Linked DNA regions of Homo sapiens: region 1 is linked to region 2. Evidence: chromatin contacts called from ENCODE Hi-C or POLR2A ChIA-PET data. All regions are on one chromosome and are shown on one strand. The core of a region is the stretch at or near the end of the contact, and the rest is flanking DNA. Distances in the headings are between cores, read along the strand shown. Region 1 has its middle 150 kb from the start of ERCC6L2. Region 2 overlaps LOC105376161 (a long non-coding RNA gene).

Region 1 (3,303 bases), core at 511-3,010, 48 kb after region 2:
CCCTAGACATCATTTAGAACACTACCCAAAGTGTGTTTCACCTGTAGAATATTACTAGAAGTTACAAATAAGGGTTCCAGAGTCAAACTAGTTTGAGAAACACTGGATTGAACAAAGTTGGAAAGTTTGTTTTTTTACTGCAGGACATCTCAGGACTTTTATTCAGGTGCCTTGTAAATTCCTCGAGTTATTCTCTCATAGAAAACACACACACTTTTTTTGGACTCCTGGGGAAATATGATCTACGGAGCCTCAGGGCTGTGAAATATCTCAGTATCTCACCCCCAGTCATTCTTAGAGCAGCACCCAAGCCCCCTGATCCTCCATCCGTTTCTCTGCGTGCTGTGTTATGCTGCACCGTAAAATTGATTCCCATTCTTTTCAACTCTGGTCTTATCCGTCAACCCATCCACCATTTTGTGCTCTATGGATAAATGTAGCAATGTGCAGGAGGAAAAGCAGGAATAAAAGAAGGGGAAGGATAAATTAGAGGAAAAAAGAAGAGAAGGTACAAGGAGAACTTTGCACTCATGTAGAAGTGGGAACTTGAAAATAAAACAACAAAATGGTGACCTGATTGTCTTCCATGCTTTCCTTATCAAGCAGAGAACTGGTGAATTGGTCACAGTGATCATTCACATCGGACCATTAATGCGCTGGCTCAAGTGGTCCAAATTACTACCCCATGTTGATGGACACATAACACCCATTCCTTCAATTAGTGGGCAGGTTACAGACAGCTTCCATATACATCCCCGCTGGGCTCTTCACGACTCTTGGCAGTGTGTCTTTAGTGGTGGGGTCTGTGCTCTTCAAAGGGAGTCCATCTACCATAAGCATTTTCCAGGGGAACGTTTGGTTATTGAAAACACCATGTTGTCTGGCATTTATGCCTTTTCCACCAAATGATTTTGGGTTTGCCCCACTGGGGGCTGGATTATTCCATTGTCAACCTATGTGGTTCTAGGTTCGAGTTGGCAAAAGTGACTCTGCATGATATTTAGGAGGCAGAAGAGAAACCACAGCCACTATGTCCTGAAGGTCATTGTTGAGTGTGGGGCCAGAAGTGCTAGAGAGTTCCAGTGTGTCCTCACCCCTTCCCACTCCATACCCAGCTGTCCTTCCAACCAGCAGCGCTGCTGCCCAATGGTAATGCCAGCCCCCCACCAGAGGCACTGCTGTGGCCTGACACAGGCAGTAGCTTCAAAGAGCCAATGACCTTTGGACTGATATCAACCCCTTGTCAACTTCTCAGTGCAGATGCTCCATGTGCTTCGATTCAAGACTTCCTGCAAACTCTGACTCAGTCACCAGCACCAGGGCTGCCTAATGACTTTTCTCCAAATATTAAACGCCCATTTTCAGGCGCTTGCTTCCTTCCCCATCTTTGCCCACAAGGTCTAATATCTATATTAAATGTTTAGTTCTAAAATATTCATAGTGAGTCTGCTTCTCTGAGCCCTGTCTGATACACCTATGAACTCTGGCTGTTATGTTCTTCTGCTCACAGTCTGGGGTTTCCTGTTGAGACATCCTAATATCGGATTCTGGTTGTACCTCACTCGGCTTTCCTTTGGGCAGATGGTGCCCAGAGTGAAAGAAGCGTTCACTGCTCTTTGAACTACTGCTCTTTTATCTTTATTTCCCTTTACTTTTGCTTTGATCCTCCTGTCCAGGAAGTGGCATCTTTAGACACCGCTTCCTGCCACAAGCCCAAGACTTACTCTATTTCTCACTCTCTCACCAGTGTTTGACAAAGGTTGCTAGTCATAAAGAAAGCAGGTCACTGAATGCTATATTTATACTACTACAGAATTTAAGGCAGTATGAAGAAGGCTTTGCTTTATGTGGCTGGAAACTTAAAGTCTGGGTTTGTAGTGGAAATAAAGATAAAAGAGCAGTAGTTCAAAGAGCAGTGATCTTTCTTGTTGGAGCCATGAGAACAATTAATTATAGGTTGTAGGTTAGCCTGGTTTGGGTGCTAATTTCTAGCTCATAGTCATATGTGAACGCTTCTTTTCAATCTCAGTACGGTGGCGGAATGCTAGTTTCTAAACATCCTTGGGATGATCATATGGTCATAAAATCCTTGGCAATAAATAAGTGCTCTGATCTTTTTAGAGTTAATGCACTGTATACAATGTGTTTTAAAGGAGGGGGGATATGGGATGTTTTATTAGTGCAATGTTTCTGGGCGTGTACTTTTGACTTTCTATTGGCAGTGCTGTAGGGGTAGAAGTTAACTGGTAAAAAACCAATAGCAACATAAAGTAATTCTTGTCAGAGAATCATGGAAATGATTCCAGCTCATTACAATGCAAACGGATTTGACCTGGTAGAGATTAAATTTATTTTCATCTAATAGAAAAGCTAACCCCCAAACATTACAGTTTATTACTGTCTAGAATGTTAATCAGTTTACATTTGTTGGCAAGTTTATTTCAGCATTCTTTTGACTGACCATATAAATCTGTTTCTTTCAATAATTTCAACTTTTATTTTAGATTCAGGGGTACACATGCAGGTTTGTTACATGGGTATATTGCATGACACTGAGGTTTGGGGTGTGAATGGTCCCATCACCCAGGTAGTGAGCATAGTACCCCATAGGCAGTTTTTCAGTCCTTGCCCCACTCCCTCTCTCCCGCCTCTAGTAGTCTCCAGTGTTTACATCTGTTCTTCAAATTCTCTTTTGAACCAGTCTTAACATTTTACTGGTTCCCTCATCAATTAATGAGTCACATACAATTTTGACATGGATATGATTTCTATATCTTTGAGAGTCATGTTTTTAACTTTTTTTTTGAGATGGAGTCTCGCTCTGTCATCCAGGCTGGAGTGCAGTGGCGTGATCTCGGCTCACTGCAACCTCCACCTCCCAGGTTCAAGCGATTCTCCTGCCTCAGCCTGCCGAGTAGCTGGGATTACAGGTGCCTGCTGCCACACCCAGCTAATTTTTGTATTTTTAGTAGAGACAGAGTTTCACCATATTGACCAGGCTGGTCTCAAACTCCTAACCTCAGGTGATCCACCCGCCTCGGCCTCCCAAAGTATTGAGATTACAGGCGTGAGCCACCGTGCCTGGCCTTTAACTTTTTGAAAAGCTCGTTTCATTCACATTTGTTTGTTGTTATTTATGTGATGTTAAGACAACTGAACTTGAGGTTTCAGCTATAAACCCAGTTTCAAAGTACAGCTCCCCTAGTCTTAACTTCTCTTCATATACACTCGGAAACATTTGGATGTCTTAGCACCTAGTATGCCTCGATATTCTAAGCACTATAACACACACCTGGAGAGGTG
Region 2 (3,250 bases), core at 570-3,069:
GTTAACCTTTGCTCTCCTGGGCAGGAATACTCTTTGTCTCTGTAAATCTATGTCCTGCTTTTAGGCAAATAGAGGGAAGTCTAAAGGGTTCCTGCATCTGCTTCTTAATCGTCTTCAGCTGAACAATCCTTCGTATTTGAGGATGGCATATTCTGATCTCCTAAGAGCTCACAGAAGGTATTCAGTAAATGCTTGTCAAATGAATGCATGACCAAGAGAAAGTCCCACCACTAGGTGCACAGGAACTCGTAGGTGGGAATTTTCTCCCTCAAATTCCTTAAAATAATTATCAACATCATTATCTTACATTCATTTAATCAATGTGCAAGATATCATACTGGTAAGCAATTTGTGAATGTTGTCTTTTAATCTCACAAGAATTGTATCAGCTGATTACTATTATTGTTGTTGTTGTTGTTGTTGTTATACCTGTTTTACAGATGAGGAAACTGGGCTCAGAGAAGCTAAGCTAATTGGCCAAGCCAGAACACAAAGCTCTGTCAGTCTGTCTGCAATGCTACCTGCATCCTTAACCCTTGTGGTAACTGTGATGGTTTAAGGCAAAAACAAGTAAGTAAAGAGCGCAGCGTAGCCCTTACTATTCATGCTTGCTGCACTGAGAAGCCTTCCAAAAGCCTGAGCCCTTAAAAGAATATGTGGGGCCCGTAGGGCTGATCATGCAGGGACCACCTTTTGCCAACCGAGAATGAATAACCCAGATATCCAGCTTTCTTGATATCTGCAAGTCTAGAAGCACTTTATACTGCTTTCAAATTATTTGTTAAAGCACAATAATTCACATTGTGTAGCATTTTACGGTGACTAAATGTTCTGACGAACATCAGCCTAATCACAGAACTGTCTTGTAAGGTAGTTGGGCTGTCGTATTATTCTTCCTGTTCTCCAGAGGAGGACACTGAGGCCCACAAAGCTTGTGACTCTGCTGGGCAGAGGCCGAACAGGGCCCGCCCTTCCTTCACACTACGCTTGTCTTGGTTAGCATGTTACCTTTCCTTTGTCCCTCACCCACCCTCTTCCGCAAAGCAAGCTATGGGGAAATTATGATAGATTAGCCTTTACAGAGGGAAAACCAAATAATGCTAGGTTCCAAAATATTATTTTGAAAAGTTTTTTAAAGGCATCCAGTCCTGTTAGCTAAGAAAGCTGTAAAAAAAATAAACCACAAGAGTTTAGTGGTTTGAATTCAGCTGAGGCTGGGAAAAATGCCATCGATGGCTTTTACTTCGGTGGCCAAGCTGCCTACATTTTTCTAGCAACTTCGGGAGTTGGCCAATATTCACATCTGAAAAACCATCTTGGGCCCTGAGAAACCTCCTGCTTGCCCAGCTCCACAGACAGAAAGACTGTGATGGGGCCCAAAACAGGATTGGCTGAGATCAAGGTCGCGGAAGCTGGCAGAGCAGGTGGGCTGCACGTTGTGACGCCAGCGGGGACCCACACCGGGCACCCACAGGATGAGGGTTTCAGCGGGTGCCAGTCCCACGCCCAACACCCTGTCCTTTATTCCTCTCTCTTCAAACCGGCTGGATCTCGAGCCCACTCACCTGAACGCTGAACTTTTTAGTTGAAAATTTACCAGATACGAACAGGGAGTTTTTGTACTGGGTGTTTATTTCCTGGACCATGGGTACTGCCGGTCGGGGATGGGAAGAGGATGACAAAGCAGCAAACAAAAAGATTTTACAGCCGCCCACCTGCCGAGGACTCCAGCGAAAGCTTGAGTTGCTGAGGATTACTGAGAGGCCGGGGGCTGCCATCGGAGCTAGCAGCCGGAGGGCAGAGAGAGTGGAGTGCTCAGTGCAGCGGGCGGAGGCTGGGAAGAGCTGTCCCGGGCTGTTTTCAGGAGCAGCTGCTCAGCTTCAGCGGCCTCTTCCCTGGGCTGACAGGGCCACAGGCATCGAAAACCCGGCCTAGCCCAACCTCTGCCGGCCAAACAGCCCTCATAAAACCACAGACTCCTTTTAAAAAGCAATAAAAGGAGCCATGCCCAGAACACCAGATCAGGGCAGGACATGGGGTGAAGATGTCTGAGGCAGAGAACTGGGGGAAACAGTTCCAGGAACCTGCGTCTGTGTGCGTGGTGGTGGTGGCGGGGGGCATGGTGTGTGTGTGTGTGTGTGTGTGTGTGTGTGTGTAGAGAGAGAGAGAGAGTTCTTCTTGTAGGGGGAAACCAAGTGAGATGATAGACTCTGGTGAATGGCAGACAATAATTCCACTGTCTCCTGCCCCTCCTGTGGCCTAGTGTCCAGCCCAGGTACACGGGCCCTGCAAAGCGCCCCCTCCTCCCAGCCCCTCCCCTCCTGCCTTCCTGGCCCTGAATGCCCGGGACCACTCAGGCCTTCATCCATACTTGCAAACGGCAGCAGCCACCTCTTGTTTCCCGGCACTGTCGGAGAAGGCTGGGACACTCTGGACAGTCTTTTGGGCACCTTCCAAAACTATGTGTGCAAAAAGAAACAGGGCTTTTAAAAGAGACCTTTAAGAATGAGGGCTCCCTCACCTTCCCTGAATAGGAACAGACTAAGAAATCTCTTCTGCAGCTTCTTTGGGTTTCTCTTTGGAGAGATGTGTTTCCCCTGGCTGTCTGTCGGCAGGAGGGAGGTTTGGAAAGCCTGCAGGATAAGCAACAGTGGGAACACTGCGCATTCACCCGCAGGAGGCCACCCACGGAGACTGCGGGGAACACACACACACTCACACACACAAATACGCGCAAACACAAAGAAACCTCCATTCAGCCCATCTCTCAACATGAAGCAAACGCATGGCAAACATTGCAAAATCTCGGTTTTGCTGGGGAGGCCGCCGGGCCTTTAGATGGGTATTAACGCAATTGGTAGACATTAACCCGTTGTGTGCCGCCTGCTGGTTTATTCTCCAGCTGAGAATGAAGGGAGAAGCTGGGTTTTAAGAAAGTCTCAGAAGCAAACGATGTCATGGCGAACACTGTATACAATTCAGGGAGAGAAGCAGCACACCAAACTGAGTATTTGAATAATACTAAAATAAAGTTAATATCACATTTTTAATGATTCCAATTGCAACACTGATTATTCAATATTAATCCCAACTTTAATAGAAGTATAAGATGCTACCAAGAAAGACACTAAATTGCAGTTGTGGAATTATTAGCTCGGGGCTTCTCAAACTTGAACAGGCACACAACCCTCTGGGGGTCTGGGAAAAACACAGATTCGGATTCCGAGGTCTGCAGCGGGGGCACTCCTAA

What was found. Hi-C counts contacts between places; a loop is a spot of excess contacts on that map. ChIA-PET counts read pairs that join two places held with the same protein, here RNA polymerase II (POLR2A). Pooled maps may share reads with other maps.
Region 1: a map of IMR-90 shows a loop between it and region 2 (2.8-fold over the local background). The contact joins two enhancer-like sites. A Hi-C loop is called at or near these places in 3 of 168 maps with a recorded cell type or tissue (CD8-positive, alpha-beta T cell, IMR-90 and psoas muscle), 2 of 37 single-sample maps with no recorded cell type and 3 of 50 pooled maps. POLR2A ChIA-PET finds 5 or more read pairs at or near these places in 5 of 52 experiments (AG04449, HepG2, OCI-LY7 and 2 more).

Annotation. Positions count from the first base shown.
Region 1 is chr9:95,723,133-95,726,435 of GRCh38, reverse strand. No RefSeq gene overlaps it. Among named protein-coding and RNA genes, the nearest start is that of ERCC6L2, 150 kb to the left of the region's middle. RefSeq lists an enhancer at 1,852-1,951. Within about 2 kb of position 1,760, at least 3 of the 41 ENCODE cell types and tissues checked have a DNase peak (open chromatin) inside an H3K27ac peak, as active enhancers do.
Region 2 is chr9:95,771,208-95,774,457 of GRCh38, reverse strand. All of the region lies in intron 2 of LOC105376161 (a long non-coding RNA gene), which reads right to left. Among named protein-coding and RNA genes, the nearest start is that of ERCC6L2, 100 kb to the left of the region's middle. RefSeq lists enhancers at 907-1,864, 1,786-1,955. Within about 2 kb of position 1,819, at least 11 of the 41 ENCODE cell types and tissues checked have a DNase peak (open chromatin) inside an H3K27ac peak, as active enhancers do.